2 separate regions of the Homo sapiens genome follow, and region 2 is linked to region 1. Evidence: read pairs that join two places in POLR2A ChIA-PET (ENCODE). Cell type or tissue: Panc1. All regions are shown on one strand. Each heading gives the region's core, and the rest is flanking DNA. Links, peaks and the distances in the headings are about the cores only. Region 1 has its middle 17 kb from the start of RAP1B. Region 2 has its middle 61 kb from the start of LINC02384.

Region 1 (15,928 bases), core at 4,342-12,341:
TGCTGGGGCCAGGAGCCGTGGCCCATGCCTGTAATCCCAGCACTTTGGGTGGCTGAGGCGGCTGGATCACCTGACGTCAGGAGTTCCAGACCAGCCTGGCCAACATGGTGAAATCCCATCCTTACTAAAAATACAAAAATTAGCTGGCATGGTGGCAGGTGCCTGTAATCCCAGCTACTTGGGAGGCTGAGGCAGGAGAATTGCTTAAACCTGGGAGGCGGAGGTTGCAGTGAGCAGAGGTCACGCCACTGTACTCCAGCATGGATGACAAGAGCGAAACTCTGTCTCAAAAGAAAAAAAAAAGAGTGCTGGAATGGATGAGTGGTGGTCCTCTGGGCATAGACATGTCTGCTATACATTTGTCATTTCTGACCTCATAGGAAGTGCTTGCAATGGTAGGAATCTCCCAGACAGGCAGAAGAAAAGGATCTACCATAGCAGTCCCCTATGACCGATGCAGTAAAGGAAGTCAGACTATGTGGCATTCTGCAAATTGTGTAATTTAAGAAGCTTTAAACTCTACCATGTGCAGAGATAGTTAAGGCCAAAAACGCTATACAGCGTATACAATGTTCTTATGAGGGTTTTTCATTGTTGCTGTTTTTTGAGATGGAGTCTTTTGCTCTTATTGCCCAGGCTAGAGTGCAATGGTGAGGTCTTGGCTCACTGCAACCTCTGCCTCCCGGGTTCAAACGATTCTCCTGCCTCAGCCTCCTGAGTAGCTGGGATTACAGGCATGCACCACCACGCCAAGCTAATTTTTTTTTATTTTCAGTAGAGATGGGGTTGCATCATGTTGGTCAGGCTGGTCTCGAACTCCTGACCTCAGGTGATCCACCCACCTCGGCCTCCCAAAGTGCTGGGATTACAGGAGTGAGCCACCATGCCTGGCCGAGGTTTCAACTCACTTATATTACCTAAAAAGTACTGTTCTATTTTTATATTATTTCATTGTTTTGTTCAAAAGTAAAGGTTGGAGCTATATCTTTTGTTCCTAGTTATAAATTGGCTAATTACTTACTGTCTTCTTTTCTCTGTAGAGTCCCAACTAGACACATTATTTTAAATTTCCCTTTCTAAAAACAATGTTATCTAATGTCATCACCTAGCTACTACATACCACCAAGCTGAAAATACCAGAAGAATTGAAAAGCAGCTGGGTGCAGTGGCTCATGCCTGTAATCCCAGCACTTTGGGAGGCGGAGGCGGGTGGATCACAAGGTCAGGAGATTGAGACCATCCTGGCTAACACGGTGAAACCCCGTCTCTACTAAAAAATACAAAAAATTAGCTGGGCGTGGTGGGGGGCGCCTGTAGTCCCAGCTACTCGGGAGGATGAGGCAGGAGAATGGCGTGAACCAGAAGGCGGAGCTTGCAGTGAGCCGAGATCACACCACTGCACTCCAGCCTGGGAAACAGTGAGACTCCGTCTCAAAAAAAAAAAAAAAAAAAAAAAAAAAAAACAAACAAACAAAAAAAAAACCACAAAGAATTGAAAAGCAATCTTGATTTACCATGTAGTTACAGAAATATTAAATATTTGAGAAACAAATGACATCATTTCTTGAGAAAATTAGGGTATAAAAAAGTGCTCTATTTTACAGAACTGATGTGTTTCCAAGCAAGACCAGGAGCTACATTTTCATAAAAAGACATAAAATTTGCATTTGTTTTCTATTTAGTTTGCAGTGGTGCTGGAGAGACCACTGAAAATGGCAGAACAGCTACTATTGCCAATGTTCTTGTGGCCACTGCTGAGAATTTTGTCCTTGTCGTTAAAGAGGAAGCTGCTTCCAAGACTGTTCTCTAGAGCTTGACTAAGTAACCACTGTCAGTGTATTAAAACCACATTACCAGCACAGGGGAGCTCCCTGCCTCCACTGTCAGAGCTACCACAGTCACCATGTGCTATAGTTTGGATCTGTGTCCCTGCCCACATTTCATGTCAAATTTTAATCCCCAGTGTTGGAGATGGAGCCTGGTGGGAGGTGATTGGATCACTGAGATGGTCCTTCTTGAATGGTTAGCACCATCCCTTTGGTGCTGTTCTCATGATAGAGTTCTCGTGAGATCTGGCTGTTTAAAAGTGTGTGGCACCTCCCCTCTCTCGCTCTTGGTCCTGCACCTGCCATGTAAGATGCCTGCTCCCACTTTGCCCTCTGGCACCATGATTGTAAGTTTCTTGAGGCCTCCCCAGAAGGAGATGCTTCATTGCTTCCTGTATAGCCTGTGGGACCATGAGCCAATTAAACCTCTTTTCATTACAAATTAACCAGTCTCAGGTATTTCTTTTTTTTTTCTTTTTTTTTTTTTTTTTTGAGACGGAGTCTCACTCTTGTCCCCCAGGCTGGAATGCAGTGGCGCAATCTCAGCTCACTGCAACCTACCCCTCCCAGGTTCAAGTGATTCTCCTGCCTCAGTCTCCCAAGTAGCTAGGATTACAGGTGCCTGCCACCACACCCAGCTAATTTTTGTATTTTTAGTAGAGATGGGGTTTTACCATGTTGGCCAGGCTAGTCTTGAAGTCCTGACCTCAGGTGATCCACCCACCTTGGCCTCCCAAAGTGCTGGGATTACAGGCGTGAGCCACCACACCCGGCTTTTTTTTTTTTTCTTTTTTTTTTAGGCATAGTTTCACTCTTGTCATCCAGGCTGGAGTGCAATGGTGTGATCATGGCTCACTCCAACATCTGCCTCCCAGGTTCAAGTGATTCTCCTACCTCAACCTCCCAAGTAGCTAGGATTACAGGCATGCACCATCATGCCCAGCTAATTTTTGTATTTTTAGTAGAGACGGGGTTTTGCCATGTTGGCCAGGCTGGTCTTGAACTCTTGACCTCAGGTGATCCACCCACCTTAGCCTCTCAAAGTGCTGGGATTACAGGCATGAGCCACTGTGCCCAGCTCAAGTATTTTTTTTTTAAAGCCTCACTTTGTTACCAGGCTGGAGTGCAGTGGTGCCATCTCAACTCACTGGAGCCTCCACCTCCCGGGTTCAAGTGATTCTCCTGCCTCAGCCTCCCAGGTAGTTAGGACTACAGGTGCATGCCACCATGTCCAGCTAATTTTTGTATTTTTAGTAAAGATGGGGTTTCACCATGTTGACCAGGATGGTCTCGATCTCTTGACCTCATGATCCACCCGCCTCAGCCTCCCAAAGTGCTGGGATTACAGGCGTGAGCCACCATGCCTGGCCCAGCTCAAGGATTTCCTTATAGCAATGTGAGAATGGACTAATACAGAAAAGTGGTACTGAGGAGTAGGGCATTGCTATAAAGATAACTAAAAATGTGGAAATGGCTTTGGGACTGGGTAATGGGAAGAGGTTGGAAGAGTGTGGAGGGCTCAGAAGAAGACAGGGAGGTGAGGGAAAGTTTGGAACTTACTAGAGACTTGTTGAATGATTGTGACCAAAATGCTGATGGTGATATGAACAGAGATGGCCAAGCTGATGAGTTCATGAGTTCTCAGATGGAGATGAGGAACTTATTGGGAACTGGGGCAAAGGTCACTTTTGTTACACCGTGGCAAAGAGCTTGGTTGGATTGTGCCCCCGTCTAGGGATCTGTGGAACATTGAACTTGAGAGTGATGACTTAGAGTATCAGACAGAAGAAATTCCTAAGAAGCAAAGTGTTCAAGATATGGCCTGGCTGCTTCTAACAACCTATGCTCATGTGCATAAGCAAAGAAATGACATAAACTCAAAGTTACATTTCAAAGCAAGGCAGAGCATAAAAGTTTGAAAAATTTGCCTCTGAGCCATGTGGTAGAAAAGAAAAGCCCATTTTCAGGGGAAGAATTCAAGCCAGCTGCAGAAATTTACATAAGTAAAAAGAAGCCAAGGCCGGGCACAGTGACTCACACCTGTAATCCCAGCACTTTGGGAGGCTGAGGTGGGCAGATCACATGGTCAGGAGTTTGAGACCGGTCTGGCCAGCATGGTGAAACCCCGTCTCTACTAAAAATACAAAAAATTAGCTGGGTGTGGTGGCACATGCCTGTAGTCCCAAGCTACTTAGGAGGCTGAGGCAAGAGAATTGCTTGAACCTGGGAGACGGAGGTTGCAGTGAGCTGGGATTGTGCCACTGCACTCCAGCCTGGGTAACAGAGCGAGAGAGACCTTCACTGTAGCCCCTCCCATCACAGTCCCAGAGGCCTAGGAAGGAAGAATGGTTTCCATGGGCCAGGTCCAGTGCCCTGCTGCCCTGAGCAGCCTCACAGCCTCGGGACACTGCTTCCTGCATCCTGGCTGCTCCGGCTCCCACAGTGGCTAACAGGGAACCAGGTTAAGCTCACACTGCTGCTTCAGAGGGTGCAAGCCGTAAGTCTTGGTGGATTCCACATGGTGTTAAGCCTGCAGGTATACAGAATGCAAGAGTTGAGGCTTGGGAGCCTCTGCCTAGATTCCAGAGGATGTATGGAAAAGCCTGCATGTCCAGGCAGAAGCTTGCTGCAGGGGTGGACCCCTCATAGAGAACCTCTGCTAGGGAAGTGTGGAGGGAAAATGTGGTGTTGGACCTCACACACAGAGTTCCCATTGGGGCACTGCCTCACGGAGCTGTGAGAAGTGGACTGCCATCCTCCAGACCACAGAATGGTGGATCCACCAGCAGCTTGCACTGTGCACCTGGAAAAACAAGGCACCCAATGCCAACTCGTGAGTGCAGCCATGGGGGCTGAACTTTCTATTTTAAGTAGAGACGGGTCTTCACCATGTTGGCCAGGCTGGTCTCGAAGTCCTGACCTTGGGTGATCCACCCACCTCGGCCTCTCAAAGTACTGGCATCACAGGCATGAGCCACTGGCTCAGGTATTACTTTATAAAAACGTGAAAATGGACTAATATAGAAAAGTGGTACTGAGGAGTAGGGCACAAAGCCTTGGGCATAGCTGTCAAGGCTTTAGCAGCCCACCCCTTGTACCACTGTGCTCTTCATGTGAGACATGGAGTCAAAAGAGATTATTTTGGAGCTTTAAGATTTAATGACTGCCCTGTTGCGTTTTGGGCTTGCCTGGTGCCTGTAGCCCCTTTCTTTTGACTGATTTATCCCTTTTGGAATGGGAGTATTTACCCAATACCTATATCTGCATTGTATCTTGAAGGTAACTAACTTGTTTTTTATTTTACAGTTTCATAGGCAGAAGGGACTTGCCTTGTCTCAGATGAAACTTTGGACTTTTGAGTTAATGCTGAAATGAGTTAAAATTAGGGGACTGTTGGGAAGGCATGATTATATTTTGCAATATGAGAAGGACATGAGATTTGGGAATGGCCAGGGGTGGAATGATATGGTTTGACTCTGCATCCATATCCACAGGCAAGTCTCATGTCAAATTGTAATCCCCAGTGTTGGAGGTGGAGCCTGGTGGGAGGTGGCTGGACCATGGAGATGGTCCTTCCTGAATGGTTTAGCACCATACTTTTGGTGCTGTTCTCATGATAGAGTTCTCATGAGATCTGGCTGTTTACAAGTTTGGGGCACCTCCTCTCTTTCTCTCTCTCTCTCTCTTGTTGCTGCTCTTATCATGTAAGATGCCTGCTCCCACTTTGCCTTCTGCCATGATTGTAAGTTTCTTGAGGCTTCCCCAGAAGCAGATGCTGCCATGCTTCCTGTACAGCCTGTGGAACCATGAGCCAATTAAACCTCTTTTCTTTATGGATTCCCCAGTCTCAGGTATTTCCTTTATAGCAATGTGAGAGCAAACTAATCACCATGTCACCTGAGATGTCACCCGTATAGCCACTAGAGGAGCCAAGGCCAGCACAAGAAAACTTGGAAAGTAGAAAAATGTGTCTTCACTACTGACCTGTATTATCTAAAAAAAAGACTAATTTCTGTGAGAGTGGAAACCATGTCATTCTTACTCACTGTTGCATCCTTAATTTGGATATGTATAGTATATGCAAGAATGCAAGAGTTGGGATTACAATTTGACATGAGATTTGGTCATGTATGTGTATTGCACGAATGCAAGAGTTGAGGCTTCGAAGTCTCATAGTACATAGCAGGTACTCAAGAAACCATTGTTGAATGTGTAGATGATAGATGCATAGCTGGATAGCTAGATACGTAAACAAATGGATGTTGTTCCCTCCACGTGCCTTATGTTAACATGTTGGCGTAAAACAAACAACAAACCTCCAGATGGCTGCATTCAAGGGGAACATCTGATAGTTTGACACAGGAAGTAACTATCAAGTGAATGAAATTTTTTTTTTTAGTAACAGGAGAAGCCTTTTTGATGTGGCGCTCAACCTGAAAGTTGTTTTCTTCCTGTCAGGGTTAGGGTAGTATGGCACTTTGAAGACAGAGAAAATAAATTCCTGGGTATTAGCTGGCAGCTCTAGAAATCAGCACTGGTGAATTTTCCTTGGAGAATGGTTTCTCACATTTCAGTAAAATTTGGATCTGCCCAGTATCAAATAGAAAGGGAATAGCTAGACCTATACAAACACAGTTCATAAAGAATCTCAACCTAAAGTCTCAGGGTAGAGATGAGGGGTTGAACCACAGGGTTCAGCCCCCGCAGCTGCTCTCATAGGTTGGCACTGGGTGCCTGTGGCTTTTCCAGATGCATTTTTTTTAAATATCAGTAAACACTGGAACCTAAAGTCTCATTATGAAATCACGTTAGACTCCATTGTCTATACATGATTTAGCAACCCTGATAAAGTTAGTACTCTAGGATGGATAAGTGAGATGGGAGATGGGGTGGAACTGGGTATAAAACATTTTGAAGCAAAAACAAAGTTTCAGCAAATAGTGTTGAACTAAAAGAGTTCTTTCATAAGTGTTTTTAGCTATAGTTTTTACTGGTATGTCAGACTGAAATATAGGACAGAAGCAGCTTTCTTGAGGTATAATTTACATACCATAAAATTCACCTGTTAAGTGTACACCTCAGTGATTTTAGTAAGTTTATGCAGTTGTGCAACCACCACTACAATCCAATTTTCAAACATTTCTATTACCCCCAAAATTTCTCTTGCACACATTTGCAGTCAATTCCCAGTCTCATCCTAAGCCCCAGGGAATTACTATTCTGCTTTTTGTCTCTGTGGATTTAAATTTTCTAGAAATTTCACATAAATAGAATCATGCAAGATATAGTCTTTTGTGTCTGTCTCCTTTTGTTTCTCATACTGTTTTTGAAGTTCACCTGTGTGAACAAACTACTGATGTGTGTGTATATATACATATGTATATAGATGTGTGTGTATATATATAGATGTGTGTATATACATATATATATAGATGTGTGTATATACATATATAAACAGCTTTTTTTTTGTTGTTGTTGTTTTTAAGACGGAGTTTTCTCTTGTTGCCCAGGCTGGAGTGCAATGGCACGATCTTGGCTCAATGCAACCTCTGCCTCCTGGGTTCAAGCAATTCTCCTGCCTCAGCCTCCCAAATAGCTGGGATTACAGATGCCTGCCACCTTGCCTGGCTAATTTTTGTATTTTTAGTAGAGACAGGATTTCACCATGTTGGCCAGGCTGGTCTCGAACTCCTGACCTCAGGTGATCAGCCCGCCTCGGCCTCTCAAAGTGCTGGGATTACAGCCATGAGCCACCGTGCCCGGCCTTTTAGCTATTTTAAATAATGCTTTTATAAACATTTTTATACAAGTCTTAGCATGAGTATATATACATTTCTTTATTTTCTCAGGTAGACCTGTAGGAAATAAATTGCTGGGTCACATGCTAAATTTATGTTTAACTTTTTAAGATATTGCCAAAGTGGCTGCACCTTTTCACATTCTTGTGGTAATGTGCATTCCAGTTCCTCCATACACATGCATTCCAGTTTCTCCACATCTCCTATATTGCTATAGTCAGTCGAACAGTGGTATTTCATTATGACTTTTAATTTGCATTTCCCAAACCAAAGATGTTGAGGATCTTTTCATATGTTCATTAGCCATTCATATAGCTTTTTTGTGTGAAATATCTGTCAAATCTTCTGCCCTTTTGTTAATAGGGTAATTTGTCTTCTTATTAGTTATAAGTGGTATTTTTTACTCTTGATACAAGTGTTTCATCAGATATATGATTTGCAAATATCTTCTTTTAGTCTGTAGCTTGTTTTGTTTTTTGTTATTGTTGTTCGTTTTTTGTTTGTTTTGTTTTTTTAAGACAGAATCTTGCTCTGTCCCCCAGGCTGGAGTGCAGTGGCTCAATCTCGGCTCACTGCAACCTCTTCCTCCCAGCTTCAAGCAATTCTTGTGTCTCAGCCTCCTAGGTAGTTAGGATTACCACCACACCTGGGTAATTTTTTGTATTTTTGGTAGAGACAAGGTTTCGCCATGTTGGTCAAGCTGGTCTCGAATTCCTGGCCTTGAGTGACCCATCCACCTCAGCCTTCCAAAGTGCTGGGATTACAGGTGTGAGCCACCATGCCTGGCCATCTTTTCCTTCTGTTGTTGAGATGGAGTCTCACTCTGGTGCCTAGGCTGGAGTGCAATGACGCTATCTCAGCTCACTGCAACCTCTGCCTCCCGGGTTCAAGTGATTCTCCTGCCCCAGCCTCCCGAGTGGCTGGTATCACAGGTCCACACCACCACATCCAGCTAATTTTTGTATTTTTTTTTTTTAAATAGAGATAGGGTTTCACCACAAGTGATCTGCCTGCTTCAGCCTCCCAAAGTGCTGGGATTACAGGCATGAACCACAGCCCCTGGCCTTGTTTTTTTATTCTCTTAATTGTACCTTTTGAAGAGCAAAGGTTTTTAATTTTGATGAATTCACATTTATCAGCTTTTCTTTTATAAATTTTGCTTTTGGTGTTGTAACCCTTTTTGTTCTTGTTCTTTTTCTTTTTTTGCTTTATGTTTTTTCTTAATAGTTTTATATCCTCATTTTTTTATTTCTTGCATCTATATTTATGCCTAAGTTAAACTAAATCCACATTTCAAAACAAAATGTTTATCTGATTGTTCCCCTCTTTCATAAAATTACTTGTAAAAAGAGCCTCACTGGGTATTTTTTAAGTGAGGTGGACCCATTTAATGGTTTCAGTAAATATTATGTTGCCCCATAGGCCAAGATAATAATAGCTATTTATCAAGGGCATACTGTTTTTCAGGCACTGTTTTAAACTCTTTGCTGGTATTAATTCATTTCGTTCTTTTTTTTTTTTTTTTTTTTTTTTTTGAGATGGCGTCAGGCTCTGTTGTCCAGGCTGGAGTGCAGTGGTGCGATCTCAGCTCACTGCAACCTCCGCCTCCTAAGTTCAAGTGATTTCCTGCCTCAACTTCCCGAGTAGCTGGGATTACAGGTGCATGCCACCATGCCCAGCTAATTTTTGTATTTTTAGTAGAGACAGGGTTTCACCATGCTGGCCAGGCTGGTCTCAAACTCCTACTTCGTGATCCAACCACCTCCGCCTCCCAAAGTACTAGGATTACAGGCATGGGCCACTGCACCCGGCATAATTCATTTAGTTCTAATGCTCTCAGGTAGTAGGTACTATTATTATCACTACTCTAGAGGTATGCAAACAGATACACAAAATACTTCAGTAGATTGCCCAGGAATTAGCAGAGCTGGTATTTGAACTCAGGCAATCTAGCTCTAAAGTATGCATACTCTTAACCACTATGCTAGACTATGCCAAAGCAATTTCCCCTACAAAATAACTCCCCAGAGAAGATCTGTTTCTGTGAAGGTATGTGGCGGGTGTCCCGTAGTGTCACCCCAGCCCCTCTTCTCCGAAACTGCCTAGTTTGCCCACAAGGAAGGTTCCTGTTTCTTTTGTGTGAACTTCCCATGGGACCTAACCCTGCCCCTCCCCAAAACACAGCCATTGCTGAGTAAGCCAAGAGTGAACAATAATCTAAGCTGAACATATCATATTCTCATTCTTACTTGAGGTTTGAGAAACACTGGGATTGGAAATCAAGTCGGATCATTGGATGGTCATAGGCTGGGGCCTCCATCAACTGCCACTGCAGTCCCAGGACTTTCCTTAGTTCCATCCTTCCTGAGGCCTGGCCATTCAATAATTCCATCATTTCCTGAGATACCGCTGCATTTTTCTAATACATTCCCATTCTGTTTAAGGTAGGTCAGGTTGGTTGCTGCTTGCAACCAACCAACGGTCACTACTATAAGCAGCCATAGTTGAGGCTTATTCTCTATCATTTCAGGGTCCACAATCTGCCCCGTCACTGCTCAGGTTTCAGGACCTCCGGCCAGACCTGCTGACCTCTCTGAGCCCTAGGGCACTGAGCACTAGTGACACTCACTTGTCAAGTGTGTCTTGCCTGGGATAGTCTATCTAGGCCTTTCAGGAGACAACTGGTTTAACTGACAAACTAAACTGCTAATGAGAGAACTAGAAGAAACTCTCAGTCTCTCCTTCTTACTCTCAGGTAACATATGTATACTGTAACAGAGGATTTCTGAAGACAGTGGCACTTTTGTTTTGTAAACCAAGAATGGCTTTAATAGTGGTGATTTCGGGTCAAATAAGAGAGAAGAAATATCTCTGGGCAATAGAGGTCTCATTATGCCCCTTATGATTTATTTTCTCTAGGCAGCAGCTTCTTTCCCTTAGCAGAGCGCAGGCTAGAGAAGAAAGAGCCACCACTACATTCCATCAGAGACAGCAGTAGTTCCAAAGTGATTTCAGAACGTGCAGCAGCTCCAAAAGTGAAGCTAGCTCCTGTGATAGTAACAAGTGGCTTGTTTGAGAGAAGGAGCATGGGCTTTGAAGCCAAATCAACCTATATTCAAAATAGCTTTGAGAGAAGGAGCATGAGCTTTGAAGCCAAATCGACCTATATTCAAAATTCTGGCTCTCTGCACACACAGGCAAGTTCTGAGCCTCTTTCTTTGCCTTTAAAATAGTGTTGATAATAATGGCAACCTTGAAGGGTTGGAGGTTTCATTTGTAAAAAGCTTGACACACTGCCTCCCTTATATTATTTGAGTTTCCCCTTTTCAAAAGGCAGCAGCTCCATAGTTCTCTCTGTTGTTTCTCAAACACACAACAAAATTACTCACAAAAGGATCATACTTCTGAGTGTAAAATTGAGATACTTCATGATTATTGTTCTGTAATTACACAAGACATCAGATACTCAGTACCTGCTTTCCAGAAAGTATGATCTAGGCTACAGGAAATTTCCCTGTAGTTGTAACTATTGGATTACACAGCAAATACTACCCAACAATTGAAAAATTATCTAAAGTTTCAGAATATTTAAAAAATCACTGTTATTTTCCTTGCAATTTATTTTCCAATGGTTGAGAGAAAGCAGCTGAAAATTTTCTTTCCCAAATATAAAAGAATACTTTTATAATTATTCTAATACCTTTGTTCTTTCCATCAAACCTCACAAACACATCAGAACTTCATACTATTCATCAGTGTCTCTGGATGAGCTACCTTTGGCAGATACTAAAATCACCGCCAGGAACCATGGAATTAAGAAATCTAAGTATGGACTGAATTCCTAAAAATCCATGGGAAAATCTATCAATATAACCTTTAAAAGTGAGTCTAGATATTAATAAATGATAATAAAATCAAAGTAACTAACATTCATCGAATGCTGACTAGGGACAAGGCAGTGTGCAAAGGATTTTAAATGGATTCTTTCATTTAATCCTCACAAGCCTATAAAGCCCATACTAGTTTTAGACTCATTTTTTTCTGTGAAGAAACTCAAACTTAAGATATGGAAATAGTGTGAGTTCTCACAGCTAATAATTTATGAAGTCAGAATTTGAACCCAGGCTTTCTGACTAAAAGCCCAAGCTCTTTCTTAATCAAGACATTCCTTAAAAATTGCAGCAAAATATACATAAAATGTACCAATGGAATCATTTTTAAATGTACAGTTCTCAGTTGGGCACAGTGGCTCATGCCTGTAATCCCAGAACTTTGGGAGGTTGAGGAGGGCCGATGGTGCACACCTGTAATCCCAGCTACTCAGGAGGCTGAGGCATGAGAATCACTTGAACCCAGGAGGTAGAGGTTGCAGTGAGCTGAGATTGTGCCACTGCACTCCAGCCTGGGTAACAAAGCAAGACTCAGTCTCAAAAAAATAAAATAAATGTACAGTTCTGCAGCATTAAATACATTCATGTTGTTCTTCAACCATCACCACTATTCATCTCCAGAAATTTTTAATCTTCCCAAACTTACTCTGCACTCATTAAACACAAACTCCCCTCACCCCAGCCCCTGACCACCATTCTACTTTCTGTCTATATGAATTTTACTACTCTAGGTACCTCATATGAGTGGAATCGTACAATATTTGTCTGTTTGTGGCTGGCTTATTTCACTTAGCATAATGTCCTCAAGGTTCATCCATGTTGTAGCATGTGTCAGAATGTCCTTCCTTTTTAAGGCTAATTACTACAGCCGGCCCTCCACATCCACCAGTTCCACATCCTTAGATTCAACTAACCTCAGATTAAAAGTGTTTTTTTTGAAATTAAAAAAAAATTTTAAAACAATACAGTATAACAACTATTTGCATAGCATTCACATGGTATTATTAGATGAGATGATTTAAGAATACAAGAGGATGTGCATAGGTTATATGCAAATACTATGCCATTTTATATAAGGGACTTGAGCATCCATGGATTTTGGCATCTGCAGTGTTCCATTATATACATACCACATTTTGTTTATCCATTCATTTCTTTATCAGCACTTGGGTTGTTTCCATCTTTTGACTATAGTGAATAGTACTGCTATAAGCATGGGAGGGCAAATATCTGTTGCAGTTGGATTCAGTTGTTTTGGGTATATACCCACTAACTAAGATATTTTAGGCCAGACATGGTGGCTGATGCCTGTAATCCCAGCACTTTGGGAGGCCGAGGCAGGTGGATCACCTGAGGTCAGGAGTTCGAGACCAGCCTGGCCAGCATGGTGAAACCTGTCTCTACTAAAAATATAAAAAAATTCGCCGGGCATGGTGGTAGGTGCCTGTAATCCCAGATACTCTGGAGGCTGAGGCAGGACAACTGCTTGAACCCAGGAGAGGGAGGTTGCAGTGAGCCGACATGGTGCCACTGCACTCCAGCCTGGGCAATGGAGTGAGACTCTGTCTCAAAAAAAAAAAAAAAAAACTAAGGTATTTTAAATACCTTGCTTCTCTTTGCTATTGGCCAATTATTCTTTGCCTTTTGTTTTTTGTGGACATCTCCATTTATGAAGCATTTATAAATGTGTGAACATCTAGGGAGATTCTCATGTGTCATCTTAGGCCAGTATCATGAATAACAGTCGGAAGAGGCTGGGGTGGTTCACAGCTTGGGCAAATGTAGGTACATGAGGCAGACTGGTGAACCAGATAGAATTTTCAGACCAAATATATTTTAAACATAATTTTCCTCCCTTGGCTAACGAGTTTTTGACATGCTTTTTCAAGCATTAAGGACATGACAACCTCTGAAGAATTTAGATAAGAGACAGAAGGGGAAAGGGATCCTAGAGAAAAAAAGTTGTGGTTCTGAGTTCTACTATGAAGCAGGAAGGAAATGTGCAAACACATCAGTGATGTTAAAGTCAATCTTAAAAAAGGCAAAAGAATGTAATTTTTTTTTTTTAAGACAGAATCGTGCTCTGTTGCCCAGGCTGGAGTCCAGAGGCATAATCATGGCTCACTGCAGCCTTGACCTCCCTGTCTCAGGCCTCAGGCAATCCTTCCATGTCAGTCTCCCAGGTAACTGGGACTATAGGTGTGTGCCACTGCACCCTGCTAGTTTTTTTTTTTTTTTTTTTTTTTTTTTTTGAGATGCAGTTTTGCTCTTGTTGCCCAGGCTGGAGTGCAGTGGCACAATCTTGGCTCACCACAATCTCCGCCTCCCGGGTTCAAGCGATTCTCCTGCCTCAGCCTCCCGAGTAGCTGGGATTATAGGCGCGCGACACCGTGCCCAGCTAATTTTTGTATTTTTAGTAGAGACAGGGTTTCTCCATGTTGGTCAGGCTGGTCTTGAACTCTCGACCTCAGTTGATCCGCCCGCCTCGGCCTCCCAAAGTGCTGGGATTACAGGTGTGAGCCACCGTGCCCGGCCTAATTTTTTTTATTTAATTTTTTATAGAAAGTGGGACTTACTATGTTACCATTCAAACTCCTGGGCTTGAGCGATACTCCCACCTCATCCTCCCAAATTGTCGTGCCCAGCCAGGATGTAATTTTAAAAAGAAAAAAGAAATGGACAGAATCAGCTAGCACAGGGCACTGAAAAATACATGCCCTTAGAATGCTGCTCTGCCACTATTAAACTTTGTTATACTTTTATCAGAACCCCACTGAGTAATTGTTTTCTCAAATATATTCACCTTCAGACAAAATAGTCTGCCCACAACACACACCCGGGTATGACTCTTTTTTCTTCTTTTTGATTTGGTAAAGCATCTACCAGAACTATCCTTTGGTAGCTTTCTCCCTATTTAAACCATCCTTCATTACCCCATTATATTCTTCATTACACTGCTGTAGTCAGCACTGTAACCAGATGGAAAGGAATGACCATGAGATCCCTAGAAATGGGGACCTGGGCTTCTGCCTCAGGCTGACATTGCAGCCCCATATTTCTAAATTAGCCTCCAGCAACCTGTTTTCTAATCTGAAAATGGGAATAAAAATACCCAACTCAAAGGATTTTTGAAAGGATCAAATGAGATGAGTTCCTACTATGTAGCAGTTGCTTAATTATTAACTGCACTTCTTGTCTGGATTTTCAATCCACTTTCCATGTTTTCTTCACATAATAAAAATATGTGTGTATAGAAGAGGGTCCTTACTTTCTCAGCCTTGTATTTATATTATAGATAAAGATGTGTAATGTAAAAGCCATAGCATTTTTGCTACGGAGTACTTATGAAGGTATTGACCTGAAGTGATGTCATTTATACAAAAGCTGAAAAATAAGGAAAGACACATCACACACACAAAAAAAATACAAATGGCCATTCACTCAACAAAAGGAGGAGAGACTGTTAGAGACTAAAAGAGATTTAAGGGCTGAGCTCAGTGGCTCACACCTGTAATCCCAGAACTTTGGGAGGTTGAGGCAGGAGAATTGCTTAAGGCTAGGAGTTTGAGGCTGCGGTGAGCTGTGACTGTCCACTGCCCTCCAGCCTTGGGCTACAGAGCAAGACCTCGACTCTAAAAAAATAAAATAAAATAAATAAGAGATATTTAAGAGACACAACAATTAAATGTAATGTTTGGATTTGTTTGGACTATGAATTAAACAAACAAGCAGTAAAAAGTTATCTTTGGTACAATCAGGAAATTTTAAATATGACCTGGATATTAGATTGTGTTAAGGAATCATTTTTATGTATGTATGTATGTATTTATTTATTTATTTTTATTTATTTATTTTTTTTGAGATAGAGTCTCGCACTGTCGCCCAGGCTGGAGTGCAGTGACACAATCTCTGCTCACTGCAAGCTCCGCCTCCCGGGTTCACGCCATTCTCCTGCCTCAGCCTCCCAAGTAGCCGGGACTACGGGCACCCGCCACCATGCCCTGCTGATTTTTTGTATTTTTAGTAGAGATGGGGTTTCACCATGTTAGCCAGGATGGTCTCGATCTCCTGACCGAGTGATCCACCCGCCTTGGCCTCCCAAATAAGGAATCATTTTTAATTTTGTTACATGTGACAATGGCATCGTGGTTATATTTTTTAAATGTTCTATCTGTGGGGAATGCATACTGAATTATTTATAAGTAAAACAAAATGATGTCTTGGATTTTCTTTAAACTACTCCAACCAGAAAAATAGAGAGGATGGATGAAACAAGATTAGCAAACTGAGGTTAAATGTTGAAATGGAATGATGAGGACATGGTGATTCATTAAACTCTTCTATTTATTTATGTTCAAAATTTGCCATAAGAAAAAGTTTTTGTTTTTTTTTTTTAATTAACACTGCTATTTAG
Region 2 (15,928 bases), core at 5,145-13,144, 80 kb before region 1:
AAATAACTTCCAAACAATTTGCCAAAGTGGTTTACCACTTTATATTTTTACCAGCAGGTTATGAGAATTCCAGTTGTTCCACATCCTTGCAAATGCTTGGGGTAGTCATCTTTATTTTTATTTTAGACATTCTAATAGATATGTAATGATATCTTACTGTGGCTTTAATTTGTATTTCCTCAATGACTAACAATGTTGGATGTCTTTTTATGTTTTTATTTGCCATTCTTATAGCTTCTTTCATGAAGTGTCAAATTCAAAGTGCGCTAATCTTTTGCCCATTTTAAACTATTGTTATTATTACTCAGATTTTAAAGTTCTTTATACATTCTAGATACAAGTGCTTTATCAGTTATGTGATTTGCAAATATTTTCTCCCAGTGTCGGCTTGTCTTTCCATTCTCTTAACAGTGTCTTCCAAAAAGCAAAAGTTATTAATTTTAATGAGGTCTAATTTATCCATTTTTTAATGGCTCATGTTTTTGGTGTTGCATCTAAGAAATTTTTGCCTAGGCTGGGCATAGTGGCTTATGCCTGTAATCACGGCGCTTTGGGAGGCTGAATCGCCTTTATACCTTTGTCAAAAATCAGTTGACCATATGTGTTACGTGTAGGTCTATTTCTGAACTCTTTATTCAGTTCCATTGATCTATTTGTCTACCTTGATACCAATAATACATTGTCTTGATTATCATAGTATTATAATATGCCTTGAAGTCAGGTAATTTAAGTCCACCAATTTTGTTCTTTCATTTCAGATTGCTTGGGCTATTCTAGGTCCTCTGCATTTCCATCTAAGTTTTAGAATCAGTTTGTCAATTTCTACAACAAAAAAAAACCTGCTTAGATTTTTATTTGGATTAAATCTACATATTAATTTAGAGAGAACTGCTACCTTAACAATATTAAGACTGAGTAATTAATATTATTATTTGGTCTTCCAATCTGAAAACACAGTATATCTCTCTATTTTGGTCTTTAATTTCTCTCAGCAATGTTTTGTAGTTTTCCATGTACAGGTCTTTCAAGTATTTTTATCAGATTACTCTCCATATATTTCATATTTTTGATACTATCTCAAATGGTTATTTCAATTTCTTATTTATTGTCAGCAGATAAAAATACGATTGATTTTTATGTATGATCTTGTATTCTGCAACCTTGCTAAAGTCACTTTTAGTTCCAGGAATTTTTTTTTGTAGATTGCATCATGTTTTCTATTTAAATAATCATGTTATCTGTGAATAGAGTTTCACTTCTTCCTTTCCAAGCTGAATGCTGTTATATCTTTCTTACATTATTTCAGTAAAAATGTGACTACAAACTTCCAGAGGCCCTTCCAAAGAGAATAAAGTCACTGATTCATCATCACTGCCATCACTGTTGGCAAGAATTCTTCAAAAGCAAGTGAAAATTGTTCCCCCTCAGTATTAGACAGCTATGGAAATCCTAAGAAACTTCTGTACTGGGCTCTTAAATTACCCCTCCCATGAGTTTGGTCCCTAGTCTATACACAGCTTGTATTAGTCCGTTTTCATGCTGCCAATAGACATACCCAAGACTGGGTAAGTTATAAAGAAAGGGGTTTAATTGACTCATAGTTCCACATGGCTGGGGAGGCCTCACAATCATGGCAGAAGATGAAGGAAGAGCAAAGGGATGTCTTACATGGTGGTGGCAAAGAGAGAAAATGAGAGCCAAGAAAAGGGCTTTCCCCTTATAAAATCATAAGATCTCATGAGACTTATTCACTACCACAAGAACAGTATGGAGGAAACCGTTCCCACGATTCAATTATTCCCCACCAGGTCCCTCCCACAACACGTGGGAATTATGGGAGCTACAATTCAAGATGAGATTTGGGTGGAGACACAGCCAAACCATATCACACCTACACATGTCTATATACACACACAGCATTTTTCCAAAGTTTCTTCTCTTAAGGGCAGATAGCATTAGTTGCGGATGCTTACTTGCTGTACCAAACCCATTGTGAAGCCAGGCCTCCTCACTCCCATTCTAATGCCCTTAGGGGTATGACTTGGGTTACCACTCCAAATTCTCTTTTCTCTTGTGGTGAGTTTCTCCTCAAAAGCACCTGATATCTTTTGTTAAATGATCTCAGTTGGATCCATCTTAATCTATTGATATTATAGTAATAATTTTAAACTTCAAAAGGCAAGTGTCAGTGTTTTACCCACTACTTCCCAGAAGGCTCCTTAGACCTTATGCAAATATACCCATGGAGGGTTATTGTTCTTGTTGTCATTATCGCTGTGGTTGTTGTTTTACAGTCTCCCAGAAGGACAGTATTTGTCAATATAAGACAAAAGTTCTGTTACATACCTTCCCCTGAACAATGGTAACTTTGGACATCACTTCTACCTGAAAGAGACCTTCGAGCAATTCTTCTCAGGTAAAAGGGTATCTACTCCAAGGAAATTTGTAAATTCCAGTGCTAGAGGCCTGGCACAGCGGCTCAAGTCTGTAATCCCAGCACTTTGGGAGGCCAGGGTGGGAAGATCACCTGAGGTCAGGAATTCAAGACCAGTCTGGCCAACATAGCAACCCTGTCTCTACTAAAAATGCAAAACAATTAGCCAGGCATGGTGGCAGTTGCCTGTAATCCCAGCTACTCCGGAGGCTGAGGCAGGAGAATCACTTGAACCTTGGAGGCAGAGGTTGCAGTGAGCCGAGATCGCGCCACTGCACTCCAGCTTGGGTGACAGAGTGAGACTTTGTTTCAAATAAATAAATAAATAAGTTCTAACACTAGAAAAAAAAAGGAACTGACGACTTTGAATTCATACTTTATCCTAATTTTTAAAAATTATTACAGCTTAGTTTCACTTGGCACCCCCCTACCAAAGTTTTCACAAAGGTGAGATGAATGTTTTAGGAAAATGAATATACCAGTGATTTGAAGGATAAATGAGAGTTAGAAAGTTGCATCAGGAAAATCAGTTATGTGACTATTATAATAATCTAATTCATATATAATAAAGATGTGGCCTAGAGATAACAGCAATAATGGAAAGAAAATGATGAATGTGTGAGATTTTTAATCAAGGGATTAAATAAGATTTGGAGAGTGAATCATTGTAGAGAACAAACAAGGTAGGCGTCAAAGACGAATACATTTTGAAGAAAATTGTAGCATACTGTATTAGTCCCTTTTCATACTGCTATGAAGAAATACACAAGACTGGATAATTAATATTTTTTTAAAAGGGGGGTTTAATGCACTCACAGTTCTACCTGGCTGGGGAGGCCTCACAATCATGGTGGAAGGTGATGGAGACACAAAAGCACATCTTACACGGCAGTCAGCAAGAGAGCATGTGCAGGGGAACTGCTCTTTATAAAACCATCAGATATCATTAGACTTATTCACTCCCACAAGAACAGCATGGGAAAACCTGTCTCCATGATTCAATTACCTCCCACCAGGTTCCTCCCAGATATGTGGGGATTATAGGAGCTACAATTCAAGATGAGATTTGGGAGGAGACACAGTCAAACCATATCACACACCTTTAGGAGAAAATGGTTAGTACATAGGAGAATATGATATTGGACAAGTCTGGGTAGAAGGGTAATCAGTCAGATGCTAGTCATGGTGAGTCTGGTTCAAGTGTTCAGAGGTGATAACGATTATTGAAAGAAGGTTGGGTAGTGGGTTCTAGTTGTGACACTGCCACAAACTCACTGTGAGACAGTGGCAGACACTGTCGAAGCCTACCCAACACCCATTTCTCACTGCACCTTCCTCTTTTCTAATCTAAGAATCCAGATTTAGCTTCTGCATCCACCTAAGTTGGTAGTGCCATATGCTTCAGAGGAGATGAGACTCAGACTCCAAGGGTGAATTCTAATCAGTCTGAGTCAATCACATGTCCCACTCTCAGAGCATGTCACAAATCTGGCCAATGAGGCATGAAGGAAAGTCGGCTGTGTGCTGCAGAGTAGTGTACACTCACTCATAAAAGGAGCCATACAGGAAGAGATGGCCTCTCCTTTCATTGTCAGGTCTGGCTGAGACACCAGGAACTGCTGAGGCCATCTAACCTCCAGGAGCTGGCCTGTAGAAAGACCAATGTGCTGACGGTGGCAGCCCAGGAAAGCAACCTGAGCCCTTGATGTTGTCATTAAACTGCTACATTAACCAACCCTAGTATACCATAGTCTTGTACTTCTTGTTGTGGAAGATCATACACTTAAGCCAATTGCATTGGGATTCCTATTGTTTGAAACTGAAGCCTTCCTTACTGACCAAGCAGCCTTGGCTCAAATCAATTTACTCTCCACACCACCATTTCCTTCACTGTAAATTGAGAGTGATCTCTCTAAGAATGCTTCCAGCCCTAACCATCCATGATTTTATTATTACAAGTAGAAATAGTTGTGCAGCCGTCTGTTAAAAAGGAAGAACGAACCTGTAGAGAAAGGCCAAAACAAAAATACAGATATAAAAGTCATCTGCTAAGTGTAAGGCTTACAGTCTGGGCGGGGGAAAGTGATGCTAATTTTGCTGATTGCTAAATATGTGAATGATATCACTTTGTTTTATTCTTACAACATTCTGCAAAGCTGACATCATTACATTTTCTATGAGCAAACCAAGGCACAAATGTTAAGAAAAGTACAATGTTTCTGAAGGTAAGAGACTGTCAAGATTTCAACAGGTCACGTGTTTCAGACAGATCAAGAAGAATGAAGTCTAAAAATTAAATGCCTCGATGATTAGGAGGTTCTTAATGCTTTCAAAATAACAGTTTCTGGAAAGCCACAGGGGTGAAAGGAGCAGGTAAAAAGCGGGAGATGTTAAGGATGTGAAGACCACTTTTAGCAGAAGTTTAGCAGTCAAAGAAAAGGGAAAGATAAAACGGCACTTCAAGGGAACAGCAAGTTTGAGGGGAATATAGCTTGTCTTATTTCTTGTGCATAAAGTAGAAAAAGACTCAAGCACATTGATGGGCCAAGGGAAAGAAATCAATGGAGGAGGAGAGCTGCAGGTGCAGGAGAAGAAGGGCCTTACTGAGAGAGCAAGATCTGGAGGACCCGGGAGAAGATTTGCTCTTTGCCTCCTCTGTGCTGTTGTCTGCTCTTTGAGCTCCAGTTGAGGCAAGGGCTCTGAGGCAGATCGATGGGCAGACTGAGCTGATGTAATCACTGCTATAAGGTATTAATAATGAATGAATGTGATTTCTTTTATGCCTTATTTTTAATAGCTTTTTATAAAAGGACCATTGGAAAGAGATCAATTTGTCTTTCCAAAGTTTATTTTTAAATGCATAATTAATACATAAAAGTATCACTGTACAATAAAGACCAATATTTACCTCATTCTTCTAACAGAGTATGGCCTAGAAGAAGAAAAAGATGAAAATGGTTTTATGCTGAGCTCCAAATTTCACTGTGGAATTACCTAGACCTACATTAAAGAAAGTTCAAATAGAATAATAGTAGTTACATTTTAATAAGAACTTACCATATTCCAGCCCTGTGCTAAGTACACATTTCTTATACAGTATCTTATTTAATCCTTATAACCCTCTGTGAGATAGGTGTTATTAACTTACACTGAAGAAACTGAGACTCATAAGTTATCTCCCCAAGATCCATCTACCGCACTATTCTATACCAGTGTCCATAAATAAAACCATTATTCATATAGCCTGAGGTTAACTATGTTCTAGGAAGTGCTAGCTCCTTCCTAATCTCATAGCAGCCATGTGAGGTGTCTGTTTTTATTATATTTGTTACAGATGCACATACAAGGGCCAGAAAACCAGCTGTGGGATTCTAGAGCCCATCCTTTCAACCAATATGCTATGGTGCCTACAAAGATTTTTTAAAATAAAGTCAAAGAAAGTCTCTTTAATTTAAAAATGGCTTTACAGAATCTTGTAACATATTCAGCAAGTAGGAGCCAAATCCCCAATTCCCTGAAAGGAATAAAATATACTGTAAATTTCCAAAGATAAGTATGTTGCCTCTAGCATATAAGCTTAGTACTGTAGTTTAAATCTGAGTCAAAATTGAATGCCAGTCATGAGACAATAAAGTATAATATGTTAGTACTTTTCCCCTTTATAAAATAGTCCGTAGCTGATGTTCCAAAGGAAAGAATGTGCTTGTTCTATGGTGCAATTCACTATTAGCTTTCAAGGACACATTGACTCAAGTCTTTAAAAGGCCCTAGCTCATCAGCTTTCTCTGAATTCTAAAGTAATAGCTAGACTAGAGACAGTGCAAAATATCTTTTTGCAAACCAATGTCATTGTTCCTTAGTAAAAGGGAGAAACATTACATTTAAAAAAACTTCTGGAGCCATACTGCCTCGGTGTGAATCTAGGCCCTGTCATTTACTTACCTGTGTGACTTTTGGAGCTTTTCTTACCCTCTCTGTGCCTCATATCCTCAACTGTGAACGGGGGGATATAATGATGATTAAACGAGTTAACACACGCAGAGCTGGGCACATGGTAAGCACAATATAAATGATAGCTACTGTTACAGTGGGATGTTTATAAAGCAGTACTTGTGGTAGCTGTGTTTTCAGTTTACCCTTGCCTGGCTACATAAATAAAAATTACAACTTTTCTTCAAGACATGTTTTCAGTATTGTCCTGGAGCATTCTTGCAGGGAATGCTCCTCTTTGGAAGTCTTTTTCCAACTCTCTTGCAATCAGGACCTGCTACATGAATTGCAGGGCCCAGTGAAAAACAAAAATGCAGGACTCCCTTGTTCAAAAATTATTAAGAATTTCAGCCGGGCACGGTGGCTCACGCCTGTAATCCCAGCACTTTGGTAGGCCGAGGAGGGTGGATCACGAGGTCAGGAGTTCAAGACCAGCCTGGTCAACATGGTGAAACCCCGTCTCTACTAAAAGTACAAAAATTACAGTGGGCCTGTAATCCAAGCTATTCAGGAGGCTGAGGCAGGAGAATCGCTTGAACCTGAGGGGGTGGAGGTTGCAGTGAGCCAAGACCGCGCCACTGCACTCCAGCCTGGGTGACAGAGTGAGACTCCATCTCAAAAAAAAAAAAAAAAAAGAATTTCAAGATGGCAATAGCCACATCTTAAATTCAGCGTGGAGTCCTCTAAGTGCAGAATTCTGTGTAATGACGCAGGTCACATGCCCATGAAGCCAGCCTTACATGGCATTGTTTCTCTGTTTTTGGAAACAGAGAGCTCTCTAACTTCAGTCAGTTATTTATTTATTGGAATATCTGTTTTGAACCCTACCTTGTCCAGGAAAAGATTTAAGGTAACTCCCTTTCTCTGGAAAGCATCTGAGAATTAGAATGTTCTTAGGAAAACCAACTTCTTGTTCTAAGGGAGATTTTTTTCTGTGTCATTGAACACAGCAGCTCTCCTGGAGTATGGAAAAGTCTTTGAGTTCATAAGGATTCATTCTGCTCAATAATAAGCATAGAAATCTTTTCCTGGACTGGGAATTGCCCCAGCTACCTTTCAGCAGGAGCAGAACATCAGTGAAGCCTGAGGCATAGGGCAACTTCTACCTTCAACCAAGAGCCTGAGTCCTAAAATAGCAACTCAAGGTTTCTGCTCCCCTTGAGGGAACCAAATGAGTATTTTAAAATGCATTTTCCCTTACAGATTTTCTCAAGTTGGTTGTTAGATCATTCAAGGATGCTCAAGGCTGAAAGGTATTAACGTCAGTTTTGTATCAATATTAGGTTACCAATGTGAAATTGTTTGGCTCTGTGTCCCCATCCAAATCTCATATTGAATTTTAATCCTCATGTACGGAGGGAGGGACCTGTAATCCCCATGTGTTGAGGGAGGCAGGTAATTGGATCATGGGGGCAGTTTCCCCCATGCTGTTCTCGTGATAGTGAGTGAGTTCTCACAAGATCTGATGGTTTTATAAGTGGTGATTTCCCCTGCTCTTCTCTATCCTGCTGCCTTGTGAAGAAGGTGCCTGCTTCCTCTTCCGCCATGATTATAAGTTTCCTGAGGCCTCGCCAGCCGTGTGAATTGTGAGTCAAATAAAACTCTTTCTTTTATAAATTACCCAGTCTCAGTGATTTCTTTATAGCAGTGTGAAAATGGACTAATACTCAATGTTAATAACTATTATCGCCATTGCTTTTGGTGTTTTGGACATGAAGTCCTTGCCCATGCCTATGTCCTGAATGGTAATGCCTAGGTTTTCTTCTAGGGTTTTTATGGTTTTAGGTCTAACGTTTAAATCTTTAATCCATCTTGAATTGATTTTTGTATAAGGTGTAAGGAAGGGATCCAGTTTCAGCTTTCTACATATGGCTAGCCAGTTTTCCCAGCACCATTTATTAAATAGGGGATCCTTTCCCCATTGCTTGTTTTTCTCAGGTTTGTCAAAGATCAGATAGTTGTAGATATGCGGCGTTATTTCTGAGGGCTCTGTTCTGTTCCATTGATCTATATCTCTGTTTTGGTACCAGTACCATGCTGTTTTGGTTACTGTAGCCTTGTAGTATAGTTTGAAGTCAGGTAGTGTGATGCCTCCAGCTTTGTTCTTTTGGCTTAGGATTGACTTGGCGATGCGGGCTCTTTTTTGGTTCCATATGAACTTTAAAGTAGTTTTTTCCAATTCTGTGAGGAAAGTCATTGGTAGCTTTATGGGGATGGCATTGAATCTGTAAATTACCTTGGGCAGTATGGCCATTTTCACGATATTGATTCTTCCTACCCATGAGCATGGAATGTTCTTCCATTTGTTTGTATCCTCTTTTATTTCCTTGAGCAGTGGTTTGTAGTTCTCCTTGAAGAGGTCCTTCACATCCCTTGTAAGTTGGAAGGGGAACATGACACATCAGGGCCTGTTGTGGGGTGGGGGAAGCGGGGAGGGATAGCATTAGGAGAGATACCTAATGTTTAAATGACGAGTTAATGGGTGCAGCACACCAGCATGGCACATGTATACATATGCAACAAACCTGCATATTGTACACATGTACCCTAAAACTTAAAGTATAATAAAAAAAGAAAATAAAAATGTTTCAATGTTATGTACTTGAGAAATCCTATCTAGATTATTAAAAAAGAAAATAAAGTTAGCAAGAAAGTAGATTACTGTGCAAAATTAATTTTTATCTCTGATAAATCAGTGTAGAAATGTTAAATAAAAATAAACCACATTTATTTGCCAAAAAAAAAAAAAAAACTATTATCCAAATGTCCATCAATGATAGACTAGATTAAGAAAATGTGACGCATATACACCATGGAATACTATGCAGTCATAAAAAAGGATGAATTCATGTCCTTTGCAGGGACATAGAGGAAGCTGGAAACCATCATTCTAAGCAAACTATCACAAGGACAGAAAATCAAACACCGCATGTTCTCACTCATAGGTAGGAGTTGAACAACAAGAACACATGGACACAGGGCAGGAAACATCACACACGGGGCCTGTCGGGGGGTCGGGGGCCAGGGGCCGGGGGAGGGAGAGCATTAGGACAAATACCTAACATAAATGACGAGTTGATGAGTGCAGCAAACCAACATGGCACATGTATACCAATGTAACAAACCTGTACGTTGTGCACATGTACCATAGAACTTAAAGTATAATAATAATAATAATAATAATAAAACTATTGAACATTAAGAGAAATGCCAAGTCTTCCTTCTTGAGTTTGTTAGGTTCAAATAGCAAATAAACAGACTATGTATAAGAATTGTGTGTTTTATTTCAAAAACGTACATTGCTTAGCATAGATTTAGCCCATATGTCCTTGCTATGGGGCTATAGAAAGGAGAAACTCAATCCATTAAAGATCCACATATTCACTCAGTCTTCTATGAGCCTTCTTTGAACTGACAGGAGAAAACTACCATTTATTTAATTCATTTGCTCCATTATTTTAACCTAGACACTCTTCAAAACTCTCAGCAGTCTTGAATCTTCAGGAATTGTTTAGAAGTAAGACGACTATGGTCTTTGTAACTACTGGCAGATATTGATAACGTTAAAATTGTAATATCTGCTTAAATCAGCTCATTTTCTCATGTTGCTGTTTATCAGCATTTGGATTTGAGTTGTGGTTGGCTGGGCCAAAGCCAGGAAGCCAGGCAGCCTTGCAATCAGATCACGGACAAAGGCCAGATGTCAGTCACTGAAGCAAAAATAATACAGAATCTTGATTCCAAAGGTAGATCCAAAACTAAGAGGATAAGCAGGATGGAAGAGCCATCCATGTACTGGAGTCAAAGAAAGTCCAAATGCCAGGGTGAGTATTCAAGCAGTGGTGAGGTAGGTAAACAATAGAAAGCAATGTAACATGTGATAGTCTAAGCAAACAGTCCATATATGAATAATGACCCCTGTGCAGGTCAGAACTTACACAACTTGATCAACCTTGCCTCAAAAAAAGGAGTCAGAGGGAAACTAGTATTAAGGATAAAAAGCAGTCTTTGCAAAGATGGTTATATCTGCAGGGAATGTTCTGCAAAACAAGGCAGAAACATGAGTACTGAGGAACTGGAACACAAAGATTAGAGCAGATAATAAGAGAGCTAATGCTACCTTGAGAACCCACTGACCCAGAGCTTTTTATAGTCACCTGCTTAGGAATAAGTTTGGTCCCAGGAGCTGAGCTGGAACAAATCTGCACGTAAAGGAAGTAGCGACAGTGGTGTGCTGGAGCCAATTCATTACCAGCTCATGAGAGCCAATTGTTAAAATTTAAGGAATTTTAAATAAGTATAGCCATTATGAAAAACAGCATGGAATTTCCTCAAAAAAAATTAAAAATAGAACTAACATATGATCCAGCAATCCCACTGCTAGTTATATATCCAAAGGAAAGAAAATCAAAATATCAGTGAGATATTTGCACCCCCATGTTTATCAAAGCACTATTCACAATAGCCAAGATATGAAATCAATCTAAGTGTCCTTCAATGGATGAATGGATAAAGAAAATGTAAAATATTATTTAGTCATAAAAAGAAGGAAATCGTATCATTTACACCAACAAGGATGAGCCCGATGAACATTAAATAAGCCAGGCACAGAAAGACAAATATCTCAACTTCTCACTCATATGTGGGAACTAAAAAAGGTGATGTCATGAAGGTAGAGATAGAATGATGGTTACCAGAGGCTGGGAAGGGAGAAGAAAGGGGGATGAAGACAGGCTGGCCAATAGGTACAAAAATACAGTTAGATAGAAGGAATAAGTTCTAGTGTTCAATAGCACAGTAGATGATTATTGTTATCTATAATTTACTGTACACTTCTAAATAACTAGAAGAAAATATTTGAAATGTTTTCCACCCAAATAAATGATAAATGTTTGAGGTGATGGATATCCCATCACTCTGATTTGATTATTACACACAGTATGCATGTATCAAATATCACATGTATCCCGTAAATATGTACAATTATTATGCGTCAATAAAAATTTAAGGAATTTTGTAAGATAGCTGTTAAACCTGGACATTATTAAAAATTAAATTATATAAACAATTAAAGATTTATATTAAAAACAAAAGTAATAAACACTCAGAAGTCATCATGTCTTAATTATTTCACTACATTTCACTATTATGTGTGCTCCTGAGGCCATTTGTGTCTATTTTAACTGTGGGGTGAAAATATAATGGCATGCTACTGCGCATCCCTTCTTATTTCCACATTCAATAACATCACATTGGCAACTTGAAGTTTGCCATGATAAAAACACGTACACCATGGAAATAAAAAACACTACAAATCAGGACTTCAGTAGGGGGTTGTTAAACGGGTACCAGCACACACATGGTTAATGACCCACATTACAGACTTACAGAATTGAAAAGTATAATATCCATGGATGTAGAAGTATTTTTAAAGGATCTTGTGACTGCTGCTTGCAAATTCCTAAACTAGTATATAACAATCTTCATTATCCGACCCCACTCTACCTCTGCAGGTTTAGCCCATACACTATTTTCTAACCCCATCTAATTTCCCATAAATAATATGCCATGTTTTTTCATGCCTCCATTTATTCAACAAACATTGATCAAGATCCTATGGAAAACTGGGTACTGTGTTCTGAATTGAGGAAACAGACGTATGGAATTCTTCCTGTCCTCAAGGAGCTCATAGTCTGGGAAAGAAAGGGAAGCAGCTAATGAACAGAAAAGGAGCAACAAATGCTTCTAGTAGGGTATGGCGAGTGCCGTGATGAATTTGCATGCATGTGATTTTTGGGAATAAGGAGATGCACCCATTAAAAAAGGGCAACAGAAAAGACTTTCTGGAAGATGAGACAGTTGAACTGAATCTTGACAAGGCACTTTGTTGTCATGATTAAACACATGGGTTCTTGAGTCTCATTGCTTGGGTTCAAAATCCAGCCCTTCCAGTTTACTAGTTGGGATAACCTTGAGCAAGTTACTTACCTTTCTGAACTTCAGTTTTCTCATCTGCAAAGAGATCCCTCCTTCACAGGATTATTATGAGGATTAAACGAAATAATGAATGTAAAGAATTTAGCACATCAGCTGATACATAAATGCTTTCACATTTGCCTTTATATTAAGTATTAGCCAAGTGAAGAAGTGAATAGGGGATGTTTCTGGCAGAGAAAATGGTGCGTGCAAAAATGTAGAGGCTGAAAGATTCTGATATGTTTCCCCAAATGCATCTTTTTCAGTACAAGTGTAACCCAAAATGATAGGAGAGTGGGAATTTGCCACCTTTTGGTGGGGGTAGGGAAGGTTGCTTCTGTAGCTTTCTGTAACTAACATACCTAGTTATCAGAAACCCGAAAGTCATCTTAGTTTCTAGGAAACTTGCCTTGACTCCGTCTCCCTGCCCAACCCTCACCTTAGAGACCTAACATTCATTCCTTTTTGTATTCACTGTACCCTGTACATATTTTGATGGCTGTAACATTTTTCACACTTATTTAAGTCTATTTCCCTCACCAGACCTTTAAGTTTCTCTTGCACAGACACCACAACTAGACTTCTTTGTATTATTTCCCTAGCACCTAGCCTATACATTTGTCAGCATATTGTAGGCATTTGTAAATGGAAGGGTAGATGAATGGAAGGAAAGAAGAAAGGAAAAATGGATGGATGGATGGATGGATGGATGGATGGATGGATGGATGGAGTGGATGGCTCTCATGAGCTGGTAATGAGTTGGCTCCAGCACACCACTGTCGCTACGTCCTTTACGTGCAGATTTGTTCCAGCTCATCTCTCAATGAAAAGTTGAAAATTATAAGAAACAAATCAAGAAGTGCCTTGTACTGGAGTGCAGTGATGCAATCTCAGCTCACTGCAACTTCCACCTCCCAGAATCAAGCAATCTTCCCACTTCAGCCCCCCAAATAGATGGGACTACAGGCGTGCACCACTATGCCTGGCTATTTTTTTTTTTTTTTTTGGTATTTTTTGTAGAGGTAGAATTTTGTCATGTTGCCCAGGCTGGTCTTGAACTCCTGGGCCGAAGAGATCCGCCCACTTCAGCCTCCCAAAGTGCTGGGATTACAGGTGTGAGCCTCCACACCCAGCCAAATTAAAATTTAAAAAGCACTGGAGTCCTTTTTCAAACAAAATCTGTTGCAGATCCTCAACATATAAAGTAGGTTAAAACTTGTGCTTTATTGCTAAACATTGTGTAAGTTCAAAAAAATTTTTTTGACTTTTTATTTTATTTTATTTATTTATTTTTTAGGCATGGGCTCTCACTAGGTTGCTTAAACTGGCCTTGAACTCAAAAGATCCTCACTTCGGCCTCAAGTTGCTGTGATTATAAGCAGGAGACACCATGCCAAGCTATAAATTCAAATTTTAAAAATTAACTTTATAGGTAAATAAAAAACAAAACAATGAAACAACAAAGAAGAAGTGTCTTGTATATCCTGCAGAGGAATTTGGATTTCATCCTAAAGGCAATTGGAGTATTTTTTTAAAGGGTCATAACAAAGTCCTTAATTGGATTTTTGGAAGATGGGCCTGCCAACAATGTAATACAAAGATTGAGAGTAGGAAGAAACAAATGAACCTAGACAGGCCATTAGGAAATTATTGCAGCAATACAGGCAAGAAGATGAAAAAGAGAGAAGGCTGATTCAAGAGACGATGCTGAGGGGGTTGAATTACTAGAAACTTATTGATCGATAGGAATGCAGAGAATGATTTCCAGATTCTATCTTGAATCATCAGTGCCAATCATTGATTACAGGAATGAAAAGAAGGAATAGGTTTTGAAGGGAAAATGGCACAAGAGTGCCTTCTTTTCTGCTCAGTGGCTATTTCAAAGCTTCACACTTTTCTCAAGCATCTGCTCAGACTCCCAGCAAAGAATCTTACCTCTTTTCTTCAGAAAAAAATAGCAGTCATCAGGTGAGAATCTCTGCTTTCTCATCCCCGCTGCCTAACTGGTCTGCACCTTCCTCCTTCAGGCCTCACTGGAAGAGGGGTCCCACCCAGGTCTCACTCAATTCTGTATCCCAGGACCTCAGCCCTCAATGAGAGCCTCTTCCTATATCTTCAACCTCCCCCTCTCCACTCTTTCCCACTGCATGCAGCTTTCAAATGTCTCTCATCTTAAAAAGAAACTCCTTCTACCTGTTACCTATTCCTTGCTAATTTTAACAACCAGGTTTCTTTAAGTTATGTACATACTACACATTCTTTGAAATATGTACATAACTTCAAGTTTGATTTGTAGTACATTATCAGGAGCGATGCCTTTTTTTTTTTTTTTTTTTTTTTTTTTCAGATCGAGTCTCACTCTGTCACCCAGGCTGGAGTGCAATGGCACAATCCTGGCTCACTGCAACCTCTGCCTCCCAGGTTCAAGTGATTCTCATGCCTCAGCCTCCCCTGTAGCTGGGATTACAGGTGCCTGCCACCATGCTGGGCTAATTTTTTTTGTATTTTTAGTAGACACGGGGTTTCACTATGTTAGCCAGGCTGGTCTCAAACTCCTGACCTCAGGTGATCCACCTGCCTCAGCCTCCCAAAGTGCTGGGATTACATGCGTGAGCCACCATGCCCAGATCTGTAGTACATTATCTTAGTAAAAAGCTCAAAAAACACATGTAAGTATGAAGAAATTACTTGCAATTCCACTGTGTAGAAATAGTTCTTGCTAAATATTGATATATTTATTTCTAGTAACTTTTCTATGCGTATATACAACTATGTATAAATGTCTATTTTAAAAGTACTTTTTAATTTCAAATTATACCATAAGTATTTTGCCATGTTATATATTTTTAATTCCATTAGCATAACTTTAAAGGATGTATAAAGAGCCTATTTTCTGGCTACACCAAAATTTATTTAATCATCCCTTACAATTGGATTTTTAAATTTTTCTAGTATTTGTTCAAATAAATAACATCGTGTAGACTGCCTTTACTCACATTTCATATTGTTTCCTTAGGATAAATTTCTAAAAGTGGGACTCTTGCCAAGGGTGGTGGCCTGTGCCTATAGTCCCAGTTACTTGGAAGGCTGAGGTGGGAGGATTGCTGGAGCCCAGGAGTTGGAGGCTTCAATGCGCTGTTGATTACGCCTATGAATAGCCACTGCACTCCAGCCTGGGCAACATAATGAGTCTCCATCTTAATAAATAAATTAATTCAATAAAAGTGGAACTCTTTTGTCAAAGAATATTAATATATTTAAAGCTTTGGATAAATATTCCCAAATTGCTTTCCAGAAAGTTTGTATCAAAATACATTCTTATTCACTCTGCCTTTGTCAGGTTCACTACAATTTTTTTTAAAGAAAATTTTTTTCATCTAGTGATCAGAAATAGTATTTGTTTTGTTTTGCATTTCTTTGATTAAAAGTAAAAGTGGGCATTTTTATATTTATTAGTCACTTCTATTTCTCTTTGGTGAATTATGTATTTATGTCCTTTGCCCATTTAACTATTGGGTTCTTTATATT

The links. ChIA-PET counts read pairs that join two places held together with the same protein. Peaks named below come from ENCODE experiments on the same cell type or tissue, not always from the same donor. Only the 100,000 strongest peaks of a DNase experiment are listed, where the experiment ranks them.
Region 2: POLR2A ChIA-PET joins it to region 1 with 12 read pairs; 5 of 35 experiments call an interaction of 5 or more read pairs at or near these places.

What each region holds. Positions count from the first base shown.
Region 1 is chr12:68,585,728-68,601,655 of GRCh38, forward strand. No RefSeq gene overlaps it. Among named protein-coding and RNA genes, the nearest start is that of RAP1B, 17 kb to the right of the region's middle. RefSeq lists enhancers at 2,131-2,180, 6,342-6,551. In Panc1, for the core only: no CTCF peak of the experiment used is centred there; no DNase peak of the experiment used is centred there; H3K27ac peaks cover 3,397 bases.
Region 2 is chr12:68,504,913-68,520,840 of GRCh38, forward strand. No RefSeq gene overlaps it. Among named protein-coding and RNA genes, the nearest start is that of LINC02384, 61 kb to the left of the region's middle. RefSeq lists a silencer at 3,863-4,063. In Panc1, for the core only: no CTCF peak of the experiment used is centred there; no DNase peak of the experiment used is centred there; H3K27ac peaks cover 6,140 bases.